Linked DNA regions of Homo sapiens: regions 2 and 3 are each linked to region 1. A link is a contact called in ENCODE Hi-C or POLR2A ChIA-PET data. All regions are on one chromosome and are shown on one strand. Each heading gives the region's core, a stretch centred on a gene start or an enhancer-like site at or near the end of the contact. The rest is flanking DNA. Distances are from core to core; before and after follow the strand shown. Region 1 has its middle 74 kb from the start of NAP1L1. Region 2 holds the start of PHLDA1 (pleckstrin homology like domain family A member 1). Region 3 overlaps LNCOG (lncRNA osteogenesis associated).

The links. A loop is a pair of places that touch in the nucleus more often than their neighbours do. ChIA-PET counts read pairs that join two places held with the same protein, here RNA polymerase II (POLR2A). Pooled maps may share reads with other maps.
Region 2: a loop to region 1 is called in a map with no recorded cell type, with 4 times the contacts of the local background. The contact joins the promoter of PHLDA1 here to the enhancer-like site in region 1. A Hi-C loop is called at or near these places in 4 of 37 single-sample maps with no recorded cell type and 9 of 50 pooled maps. POLR2A ChIA-PET finds 5 or more read pairs at or near these places in 3 of 52 experiments (T-cell, activated CD4-positive, alpha-beta T cell and naive thymus-derived CD8-positive, alpha-beta T cell).
Region 3: a pooled map shows a loop between it and region 1 (2.1-fold over the local background). The contact joins two enhancer-like sites. A Hi-C loop is called at or near these places in 8 of 50 pooled maps. POLR2A ChIA-PET finds 5 or more read pairs at or near these places in 5 of 52 experiments (OCI-LY7, RWPE1, T-cell and 2 more).

What each region holds. Positions count from the first base shown.
Region 1 is chr12:76,156,606-76,160,529 of GRCh38, reverse strand. No RefSeq gene overlaps it. Among named protein-coding and RNA genes, the nearest start is that of NAP1L1, 74 kb to the right of the region's middle. Within about 2 kb of position 1,654, at least 10 of the 41 ENCODE cell types and tissues checked have a DNase peak (open chromatin) inside an H3K27ac peak, as active enhancers do.
Region 2 is chr12:76,030,526-76,034,449 of GRCh38, reverse strand. PHLDA1 (pleckstrin homology like domain family A member 1) reads left to right here and starts at 2,674. Exons shown (of 2, transcript NM_007350.3): 1 at 2,674-3,924. The coding sequence starts at 2,709. The coding sequence ends at 3,914. PHLDA1-AS1 (PHLDA1 antisense RNA 1) reads right to left here. Exons shown (of 2, transcript NR_186034.1): 1 at 3,856-3,924; 2 at 3,072-3,539. It overlaps PHLDA1-DT (PHLDA1 divergent transcript), which reads right to left and starts at 2,637. Exons shown (of 2, transcript NR_185978.1): 1 at 1,648-2,637; 2 at 61-1,186. RefSeq lists an enhancer at 2,519-2,768 and a silencer at 2,989-3,138.
Region 3 is chr12:76,264,770-76,268,693 of GRCh38, reverse strand. All of the region lies in intron 1 of LNCOG (lncRNA osteogenesis associated), which reads right to left. Among named protein-coding and RNA genes, the nearest start is that of LNCOG, 6.8 kb to the right of the region's middle. Within about 2 kb of position 1,698, at least 3 of the 41 ENCODE cell types and tissues checked have a DNase peak (open chromatin) inside an H3K27ac peak, as active enhancers do.

The sequences.
Region 1 (3,924 bases), core at 405-2,904:
ATTTGTGTGTGAATTTTTGTGTATGTATGTTATACTTCAGTAAAAACTTTACTAAAAAAAAGGCAAGGCCCAATGAGCTTGATTGAAGTGGGTATTTGTTCTGTGGCCTCAGGAATAGAGAGAACCAAAGTGTCTATAGACACATATATTGAAAACAAAACAAAAAACAAAGAAATTTACTAAACATCAACAAAGGTTATTACTGGATAATTGGATCAAGGGTAATTTTTTTTTTCTGTTTTCCAGCACTTTCCAAATCCTCTTCCAGGAGTCTGGTATTAGTCCTGCCATCTGGGTGTTAGGGGAAAGCAGAATCCTGGAGGATATTGTTTTGTCCTCAAGGCTTTGAATAGAACTGTCTATGCTCATCACATGCTTCCTTCTTGGAAGCACAGATTTCATTCAAGCTCTCTACATGTCTTCTAAGATTGCTTGGCAGACAGTTTAGGGATAACTTTATTTGAATTTATATGCCTTTGGAAAATTATAGGAAATAGATATTAAGCTCCAAGGAAGTAGCATAGGAAATCATAAGAGGCTTCCTGAGGGAGGTGACATTTAATCTGAGTGTCAAAGGGTGAACAGCAATTTGTGAAGTGTAGTAGGAGGAGGGGGATGAAGGATGGAAGGATCGTTGTAGACCAAGGAGACAGCACATGCAAGACATGAAAGAGAATGACGTGTTTGTGGACCAGAAAAGAATTTGGTATCATTTAGGAAGAATGGAGGGACAGGAGACGGGAAAGGAGTTAAAGCTCCAATGTTTGTAACTTTGTCCCATGCTATACACTGTGTTTGTAGATACAATATAACAGATGCCAAACATTGTTCATTGCATCAGACCATAAAAATGTATAATACAGTCTTAAAGTTTTAAATGGCCTTTTTAAAATATGCTTTACAGCAACAGCTTAATTAAAAAGATAATGGTGCCTATGTTACATACTGGAAGTCGGGAAGTAATCAACTTGAAATAAACCAGTCTTTGTAGAATTATCTCAAATTTTAAATTATTTCAGTATATCAAAATCCAAGCATGGATATAACATGTGTTATGCCAACTGCAGAGGACTCTCAAAACCTCTTCCCTTAAAATTATAGAATAGCTTGGTGCCAACATTAGCATCCCCACTGCGATGAATTTACAAGGAGATGAAGTTACATTTGGGGATATCGATATTATAAGGACACCTATCAATCTGATGAATAGCTACAGACAATGTCTGTAGCCTGTCATAGAACAGCCCTCTGGTTTGCCAAAGAACCACTTAAAATGCATAAATGCATTCTTTGTGCTAATGGAACAGATCTCTTTCGTGGTTTCAAAGGAGAAGAGAGAAGAAACAGAGAGTGGATGGTTCTTGTTTCACTTACGGCTTCCAAACCAAGACTACCAAATGAGAAAGACAGCTTGCTCTCTGAGCAGCACCAAGCCAGAAAGGAAGGTTCAGACCACTACCCACTCTCCCTTCTCACTTCTAAATTACACCATGAAAGTGGAGACAATGAGGTGTGCATTCCAACGCACAGGCCTGTGGTTGGCTCTGGGTATGAATTCAGCAGTGTAGACTGCGGCTGTGTTCAGTGGGTCACCACACTCCCATAACTGACCACTAGTAGGCGTGAAAACTGAGGCAACCCAAGATCCTGTGGTGGAACAGTTAGTTGCTGCTTTCAGATTCAGTTTCTGGCTAGAATGTCACAGCATGAATCACCTTGGAGCAGATTCCTGATGGCACGAGAGCTATAAATTGAATGGTACGACACTTCGTGGCTTTCACTGGCTCTGACATTAGCAGAAACAGCTGAGTAATCAGACAAAAGGCAGTGGAAGAGGAAAACGGAAGAGAATTAATATTGAGCAGCTTCCCTCTTCTGGGCATAAACTAAGAGTCTTCACATGCGTTATGGAGACAGCGTGGTTCTTACAATTTTGCATCTACCTCTTGCTAGCTATGTACACTTGGACAAGCTCCTTAACCTCTGTGAACCACAGTTTCCTCATATCTACCTCCTGAGGTTGTGTTGGGAGAAAAAGAGAATCCATGTTTACATGACACATATATATGGTATATATTACATAGAGTATGTATACACAACATAGTATATATAATATATACACATTATATATATATACACATACTATATATGATATATATAGTACACAACCTAAAACCTATATATAAATATACACACACACACACACATCATGTTGGTTTCTCCATAATTGTGTGAGCCAATTCATTAAAATAAATCTCTCTCTAGTATATAATACATGTATTTAATGAACAAGTTCCTTAACTATATATAGAATATATTTTTATTAGGTTCCTCATATTTTATATATATAGAGAGAGAGAAAGAGAGAGAGAGAGAGAAAGAGATGGAGAGAGATCTATTTTAAGAAATTGGCTCACACAATTGTGGAGGCTAGAAAATCCAAAATCTGCAGGGTAGGCTGACAGGCTGGAGACCTAGGAAAGAGTTGTTGCAGTTGCGAGTCCGAATGCAGTCTAGCAGCAGATTCCCTTCTTCCTCGAGAGACCGCAGTCTTTTTCTACTAAGGCCTTTCCACTGATTGGATGAGGCCCACTGACATAATAGAGGGAATGGAGGGGGAATCTGCTTTACTCAAAGTTTGCTGATTTTGTGTGTGTGTGTGTGTGTGTGTGGTGGAGTCTCGCTCTGTCACCCAGGCTGGAGTGCAGTGATGTGATCTTGGCTCACTGCAGCCTCCGCCTCTCAGGTTCAAGCAATCTCCCACCTCAGCCTCCCAAGTAGCTGAGGCTAAGGGAGCCCACCAGTCTGGCTAATTTTTTAATTTTTTGTAGAGATGGGATCTCACTTTGTTGCCCAGACTTGTCTCGAATTCCTGGCCTCAACCAATTCTCTCACTTCGGCCTCCTTAAGTGCTGGGATTACAAACATGAGCCACTGTGCCTGGCCTAGATTCAGTATAATTTTAAAACCCACTGGGATTTGATGCATAGAGCACTTTAATCCAAAGAGTGAAAGTTGTTGGTTCTTACTACCTTTAGCTATAAAATAAGAAGCTGTTGGAACTGGAAACATACTTTAGAAATCCTTAATTTATCTTTGTCTCCCACCATTTATTTCACAGACAAGGAAACAGGAGCCCAAAGTTTAATCCAGAAAAGAGAATCAATAACTGGGCCAGAACCTGAACACAAATCTCCCAACACTAGTCCTTTGCCCCATGGTTATTTTTTCTTCTTGATCTACAAATAGAAACATAAACCGGATGTTGTACATCATCACAAAATAAACTAGAAACCATTGCATACACTAGAGTACTGTTCATCTGAGTAACATTCGGGCTACCTTGTAACATAGAATTGCCCAACATGCAGTTGCCGAGTTTATGGACAGAATAATCTGGGCTCACACTACAGTGCTCATTCCACACTTGAGCATCATAGAACAGTCCTTACCCAGTGTCCAAAGGCCTTCATTATCCCATTTTTGGTGTTTAGTGCCAATTCTTGTTAGCTGGAGGCAAATTACCTACAGATCCAGCAAAGAAAGAAGCCCATTTGGCAACTATTCACCCTTGTCAGATTTGAAGCTGTTCTGGGAAGGCATTTTAATTAGACAGTGGGTGAGCTGCCACATTTAGAAGCAGCTCTTAAATGGAAGCAGAGAATTTCAGGACCAACTGAAGTTCTTGGTGCTTGTGTTGCTTTACCACTTAAAAGACAACCAGTGGATTCTTCTCTAGTACTCCTTTAGTACTGCAGGCTTTGTAAGATTTGGAATGGTTGAATGACTTCTTAAGGCTCATTCCTTAATTCTCATTGCACCTCTGAGTGCGTGGTTTGCAGGCAGAACATGAATCCTTTGATCATTGTCTAATTAACTCAAGCTATGTACCAGATAAATGGTGACTGTTTTGATGATTATATT
Region 2 (3,924 bases), core at 1,425-3,924, 130 kb after region 1:
GATGTCCTTGAAGCCAAGTGATAAACTTTATCCAAGAGAAGAAAATGAACTGTCCAGTGCTGCTGATAGATAACTTTATATTGCCAGCTGTAAAATGTACTTTCAATTAGCCATTTCAAATTTGTTTACCAAAGCAATGATTTTGTTGGCTAGTTTTCTAAACTTCAGTAACTTTTCAGTGACTTGTAGGTTTTCATTGCATATACAGCTGAATTTTTTTTTTTTTTTAAACAGGGTCTTGCTGCCACCCAGGCTTGTATAGTGGTGCGATCCTAGCTCCTGCAACCTTGAACTTCTGGGCTCAAACAGTCCTCCACCTCAGCCTCCCAAGTAGCTGGGGCTACATGGCGCATGCCACCACACCTGGCTAATTTTTTTTTTACATTTGTAGAGGGAGGCCTTGCCATGTAGCCCAGGTTGGTTTCAAACTCCTGGGCTCAAGGGATCCTCTCACCTCAGCCTCCTAGAGTGTTGGTATTACAGGTGTGAACCACCATGCCTGGCCCAAAAGTTGTTTTTTTTTTTTTTAAGTTATTTTCTGTAATGCATTTTCTGTGAATTTATTGTCTTAAAAATTGGCAAATATGGCCATTTTGACATATTTGCCAAATATGAGCATATGGCAACTATGCTCTTAATTTGTTAAGTCACCAACTGTTGGTGGTAACTGTTGAAATAACAAGAGCAAAGTTATCACCAATCTACGGGATCCTTACACTACTGATATTTTCAATAATGCACCGTAGTCAGACATTGTAGACTTAACCTCTGAGCTGCTCACAAAATTACTAAATCATTCTGAAATACGTAACTGCAAATTCTGGGCTTTAAAGTCTCTAGTTAAATGGGTGATTTTGAAAATTGGTGGCTGTTCAGACATTTTCAAATGAGAATAGAATGCATTTGTTTCAGACTGATAAACTGCAGAAGGTTAGATAACACCAAACACATTTGAGTTTCTCCTAAGAAAATGACTTGGGCCTCCAGATTACATCTCATTTTTTTTTTTTTTACCCTATCAAGTTTGTTTTTCCATATGAAATGTCTTTCCCAACTACACCTGCCCTTGGAGACTGTGAATAACAGACTTAAAGGAAGTATCCTTTCCAGATGAGCTGAAGAATGTCATCCTCTTAAAAGAATGAACAGCTGGTCATGTAGAAATTCTCTGGAATGCTCACTTGTCCTACAAAGGCAGGGGAGCAGAAAACATGTAGTTTTTTTGTTATTGGTATACATAATTGTAAATCTTCGAGATAATTTTACTAGAAGTCCACATAATTTTAATAATTGCCTTTCTCCTGAAAAGATTGCTAATAAATTAACAATGTGAAGGCTAGAAAGCTGGCCAAGCATAATCCGGTGGGACTCAGGATTGCTGGCTGGATTGTCCCGTTTGATCAGACATTGTTTCTTAGATGAATATTCAGGACGCCCTCGTGTATAAAAGTTGTCCTTTGTTCTGACTACCTTGGTATTAAGTTCGAATTTCTTACCATGACACACAAAGGATTCGATTCTTGCTTAGCTCTCTAAGCTCCTCTCACTTTCTCTTCCCCTCTTGAATTCTTTGCTCTTGCCACACAACTAGCAGATGAACTAATCTATCTGTTCCAACGTGGGCACAGTAGCAGCCGTAACTCTTACCTTGGCCCACTCTGACTTGTCCAGCCCTGGTTGAATTCTTCGTATCCCCGTGAGGGTCCGCACGTAGTTGGGGCTGTTTACTAAACGGATGAACTTCCCTACCGGGAGGCTAGGTCTCGGTTATGCCTTACTTCCCAGGAAGCGGCTTCTATAGGCATTGTTTAAATGTAGGAGTAGGAGGGAGCTGGGGGTATTGCATTCCCCAGGTCACAGATAAATGAGATTCCAAAACCAAGATCTGGCTAGGCCTTGGAAAGAGGGACCTGCGAGGCCGACCAGACGTTTGGAACTGCGCCTTGCAGTGTGGGATCTCAGCACCGGATATTACCCCGGTTTGTAGAGAGTTGAGTTACTGTTTTAAGAGACGTTGCAAACCGTACGGGTCAAGAAGAAAGCCGAAGACGGGTTAGCGCCTGCGGTCGGGGTCGAGAAAAGCAGGCGAGATGCGACCTGACGTGGGTCCGCCTCTCTCCACCCGTGGCAAGCCCGACAGTCGCACTATTGCTTTAACAATCGCCCTCTTTCCAAGAAGAGCTACTTAGTGACCGTGAGCGAATATGCGTGGGAAGACACGATGTCCTCTCGGCCTCTGTGCGCTCAGTTGTTTACCTAGGCGTCCGGGGGAGGCACACTCGCGGGACTCGCGGGACTCGGCCCCGGCCTCCCAGCTCGCCCAGGACACGACGCTGGTTCTGCGGGCTCTCGGAGCCCAGCGCGAATCCCCCGGGCTAATTCCCAAGAACCGAGAGGCAGCACTGCCTGGAGGCTGCCCCCGCCTCCGCGCCCCCGTCCTCACTTTCTGAGGCTGTTAGCAGAGAGTCCCGCGGGCCGGGGAGAAGCGGGACGCGGGGGATGGCCTCGCAGCGCCCTGTGAGCGTCGGCAGTAGTCAGGCAGCCAGGGCTCCTTGGGCGATCGCCCTGGGTAGAGGAGAGGAGTTTCCGGGGCTCGGGTCCGGGTCGCCTTCCAGGGGAACGAGCGCGGAAGCAAGTGGGCGGCGAGAGGCGGAGCAAGAGACGCTGGAGGGCGTGGACGCAGCGGGCTTTGGAAAGGCCCCAAGTTAATGAGGCGTGCGCCGGCTGCCGAGCGCCTCTTGGAGCTGGGCTTTCCCCCGCGGTGCGGGCGCCAGGAGCCGCCTTTTCCGCTGGGTGTCACTCGGGGGTGGGGAAGATGGCCCATTCAAAAGCGCCGCGAGGGGGCCCGGCCAGTGCCCTTCAGTGAGCGCTCGCAAGAGGACGGCAGAGGCCCGGCAGCTCGGAGCTCCGGGACCTTGTGGCGCATCAGGACGCGGCTGTCCCTCTGCCGGGACCCAGAGCCGCCGCCGCCGCTCTGCCTCCTGCGTGTTAGCCTCCTCTGCGCGCTCCGGGCAGGCGGCCGTGGGAGCCGCTGGGGCGAGGACGGCGCGAGGCTGCTGCTGCTGCCCCCGGCCCGCGCGGCTGGAAACGGAGAGGCCGAGCCAAGCGGCGGCCCCTCTTATGCTGGGAGGATGCTGGAGAGTAGCGGCTGCAAAGCGCTGAAGGAGGGCGTGCTGGAGAAGCGCAGCGACGGGTTGTTGCAGCTCTGGAAGAAAAAGTGTTGCATCCTCACCGAGGAAGGGCTGCTGCTTATCCCGCCCAAGCAGCTGCAACACCAGCAGCAGCAGCAGCAACAGCAGCAGCAGCAGCAGCAACAACAGCCCGGGCAGGGGCCGGCCGAGCCGTCCCAACCCAGTGGCCCCGCTGTCGCCAGCCTCGAGCCGCCGGTCAAGCTCAAGGAACTGCACTTCTCCAACATGAAGACCGTGGACTGTGTGGAGCGCAAGGGCAAGTACATGTACTTCACTGTGGTGATGGCAGAGGGCAAGGAGATCGACTTTCGGTGCCCGCAAGACCAGGGCTGGAACGCCGAGATCACGCTGCAGATGGTGCAGTACAAGAATCGTCAGGCCATCCTGGCGGTCAAATCCACGCGGCAGAAGCAGCAGCACCTGGTCCAGCAGCAGCCCCCCTCGCAGCCGCAGCCGCAGCCGCAGCTCCAGCCCCAACCCCAGCCTCAGCCTCAGCCGCAACCCCAGCCCCAATCACAACCCCAGCCTCAGCCCCAACCCAAGCCTCAGCCCCAGCAGCTCCACCCGTATCCGCATCCACATCCACATCCACACTCTCATCCTCACTCGCACCCACACCCTCACCCGCACCCGCATCCGCACCAAATACCGCACCCACACCCACAGCCGCACTCGCAGCCGCACGGGCACCGGCTTCTCCGCAGCACCTCCAACTCTGCCTGAAAGGGGCAGC
Region 3 (3,924 bases), core at 449-2,948, 110 kb before region 1:
TTACAGGCGTGAGCCATTGCATCTGGCCAGCTATCATAAGATAATTGAACAAAAGAATATCCTTGGCTAATTATTGGTCAAATTTCAATTAGCAAATGACTGCATATTACCAGTGAGTTTTCAAAGGGACTTGAGAATAGGTCTGGATCAGATCAGATATCAAAATAAACTTTCTCCCAGACAGATTCAGAGCATTTCATCAAGATGATTCAAGTAACATGAATGAAGACAAATCGGGGCCAAAAGGATGTAGCCTGCAAAGTATGACAGGGCTTGATGGAATAACATCAATATTGGTGTTTTAATATGCAATATAATTAGATTTCAGATCTAGACTCTTCTGAAAATAATGCAGACAGAGAAGTGCCTCAGGTCAGGATTTTAATTCAGAGAGTAAGATAAGAATAAATATCTTGTGGTAGTGCTCTTTTTTGTTGAAGGGTAGACTTTACTACAGAGTACATGTTGAGGTCTGATATATTTGGCAGTGCCACCATCTTCAATGTCTCTGATTTGCTTCCCAAAGTAGAGAAGGGAACACAAGTGAAAAGGAAGTTGGGATTTATTTGGATCCCAGGTTTCCAAAGACAGCATTTACACCTCTTACTGCCTCAGTTAGCCATAGCTCAAAGCTAGAGAGATTTTTGTTTCTCCTCCAAGGTAGCAAGGAAGCAAATAACTTCAGTGGTATCTTTTGTGCTACATTCTGAGATAGACGATGATTGTGATTATAGGAAGTCTTGTTCCATTTTAATTTATTCAACCATCACTTCATAAAGCATCCCCTAGGTTGGCCATAAGCAGCTCAGAGTTCCACATTCCTGCTACCTTTGCTCTTCCCTCAAGAACACCATCAAGGGCAAGAAGGGTCACTGAACCCTTCTTGGGGTTTACAGTCTTAGTGGAAAACATTAAACCAGTCAGTTCGTGCAAAAATGTTCTGCTGACACTGACTCTTTGGGCACTTTTTATCCTAAGAGATCAGAGAAGATGGGCCTGGATGTTAAGCCTATTGAACAATGGGTCAAAGATAAAAAACAGAGATGCAGTTGACTAGATTTTAGCAGCTCCTCGTGCTCCCTCCACTTCCTCTCATTTCACTCCCAACGGGGAAGGGTGTGGCCATGCTGTAGGCTTCAGGATGCCTTTTCTTTTGCAGGGCCAGAGCCTGAGACAAAAGCCTAAGAGCTCAGCCTCGTCTAGGCAAAATACGTTCACCAAGTTGCATGTGGTCTACTCCAGTTCACAAGACTCTACACTGGGGCTTGAGCCAGAGCCCAGCTAAATAGAACGTGCCTCTTTGCCCACCATCCTTTTCTGTGTATATCGTTTACTGCAGGACAGATGGAATTCAAGTGTGCAGGATCCCTTAGCCATAAATCCCTCCAGCTCCCTATATTCCTACCAGATGGCATAGAGTTGGGGACTGAGAAGGCATATTCACTGGGGACCAGCATTTGGGCAGTAGAGGCCCTAAGAGAGTGAGGGAAGCTCTTGGAGGATTTGGTATTGGTAGTAAAAAGGACTCCTTTTGGGTACTAGCTTATCCAGAACTTAAAATGTTGGAGCAGCAAGGAGCTGTGAGTCCCATGGTAAGGTCATCAGTCAGCTCAGCCCAAAGGATCTGGAGGACCTGACGGCTGCTTCTCTGGAATCTGAGCCAAGGAAGGCAAGCCAGGAGGATGAGATCACAGTCACCTCATTAATGTACTATGTGTAACACAAGTGGGTGGCAAGAAGAGCTCTCGTTGCAGAGAACACTTTGTCTTAATGCTTAGTCAAACAAGGACAAGTACATTTCAAAATGTGTGACATTTTAGCAGGAGACAGGTACAGATTCATAATCCTTTCTCCACAATTATAAAATTTAAAAGGCTCTGAAAAACAGAAGCTCTTTTGCCAGTGTGGGAAAAAACCTCACATAGTGGCAAAAACCTTTTTGACCATTGGTTATGTCTCAGAGCCCCTACCCAGCACTATCATGTCTACTGTGTACATTTTTGTTATTTTGAAATTTGGGGTTAATTTCACTCTTTGAGAAGAGTTAAAGCTGCCCTTATAGGTAACAATGAAGAGAGGGAAAGGAAGAAAAGGAAGTGCCTGTTGAAATCAATAATATTATAAGTAAAGTTATTACAGAAGATAGATCCTGCTATCTGTCTTGAAAAATACAGTATCAGAATCAAAACAATATATGACTTAAAAAACAGAACGGCAAGTTGTAGAAGATTTCCTGTGCAACAATGACTAAGAACTAATGAAAAATAGGAAAACACTTTAAAGGGCAAAGAATGCAAATCATGATGATATGTTAATTAAGTGGATTTGACAATGAAGCGAACATATACTACTAGTTTGTTATGAAGCAAGCTACTATACACTGCAAAAATTGAACACTGAAAATAATGTGAATATTTAGAAGGCTGTGGTGGTGGGGGGCTGGTAAATCTGAAATCTGTAGGGCAATTCCATAGGTTGGAAATTCAGGCAGGGTTTCTATGTTACAGTCTTAAGGTAGAAATTCTTCCCCAAAACAATCTGTTTTTGCTATTAAGGCCCTCAACTAATTGTATGAGGTCCACCAACAATATCAAGGGTAATCTCCTTTACTTAAAGTCAACTGGTGGTATATCTTAACTGCATCTACAAAATACTTCACATCAACGTCTAGACTGGTATTTGTCCAAACAAATGGTCATGCCAATGATCGTGGTCATGGTCATGGTCTAGCCAATCTGACACACAAAAATTTAACCATCACAGCTGCCTACGGAATTTAAGAGCTTTAATGCTAATAGAGTAAAATAGAAAAAAAGACACAGAATTTAAGAGCATCATGGTGTAAAATGCCTTACAAATATGTAATAAAATCACTCCTGATGATGTTGAAACAAATTAAAGATATTTTTAAAATTATTAAATTATTAAAATTAAATAATTTTAATTATTTAAATAAATAAATTTATCAAATGTATTAAATAAATTTAGTATTTATGTAATAAATTATTAAATACTAACTTAAATTTATTGAATTAAATTTATTAATAAATAATAATTTGATTAATTTTAATAATTCAAATATTAATTATTTAATAATAATTTATTAATTATTTGATAATTCAAATAATAGTTCTTTTTTATTCAGAACTAACATATCTTAGAAACAGCCAAAATCTTGATAAACTTGTTAAAATACTGTCTGATGTAAACCTTAGTCCTGAACCTATTTATAATTTTGATATTAAATTTGATATTAAAGCTCTATATTGGTACTGTTTTCCCATGGTACTGACTCATGAGAAAGCTTCTATAGGTTTTAATAACACTAAACTCAGATGGACTGTGCTTGGCATGCAGCACTGTGTTTTGTTTTTTTTGAGACAGAGTCTCACTCTGTCACCCAGGCTGGAGTGCAGTGGCATGATCTCCGCTCACTGCAACCCCTGCCTCCCAGGTTCAAGTGATTCTCCTGCCTCAGCCTCCCAAGCAGCTGGGACTACAGGCACGTGCCACCACACCCAGCTAATTTTTGTATTTTTAGTTGAGATGGGGTTTCACCATGTTGGTCAGGCTGGTCTTGAACTCCTGACCTTGGGATCCACCCACCTTGGCCTCCCAAAGTGCTGGGATTACAGGCATGAGCCACTGTGCCTGGCCAGCACTGTGTTTTTAAAACAAGATAAAATTGACAGTACCTGAGGAAAGCCTACATCCAAGAAATTTGAAAGGTATATGCAAATTACCTGTGCAAACAAGAAAGTATGAGTAATTAGAGAACTACTTTATGATGATTCAATGGCCACTTTGTACCAGCAATATGGGCTTATTACCAGCAAGCTGATGTAGAAGAAAAATGTAAAGTTCTATTACTTCTGGACCATGGCTTTACAAACCCTCCTCTTGAACTTCTTGCATAATGTTTTC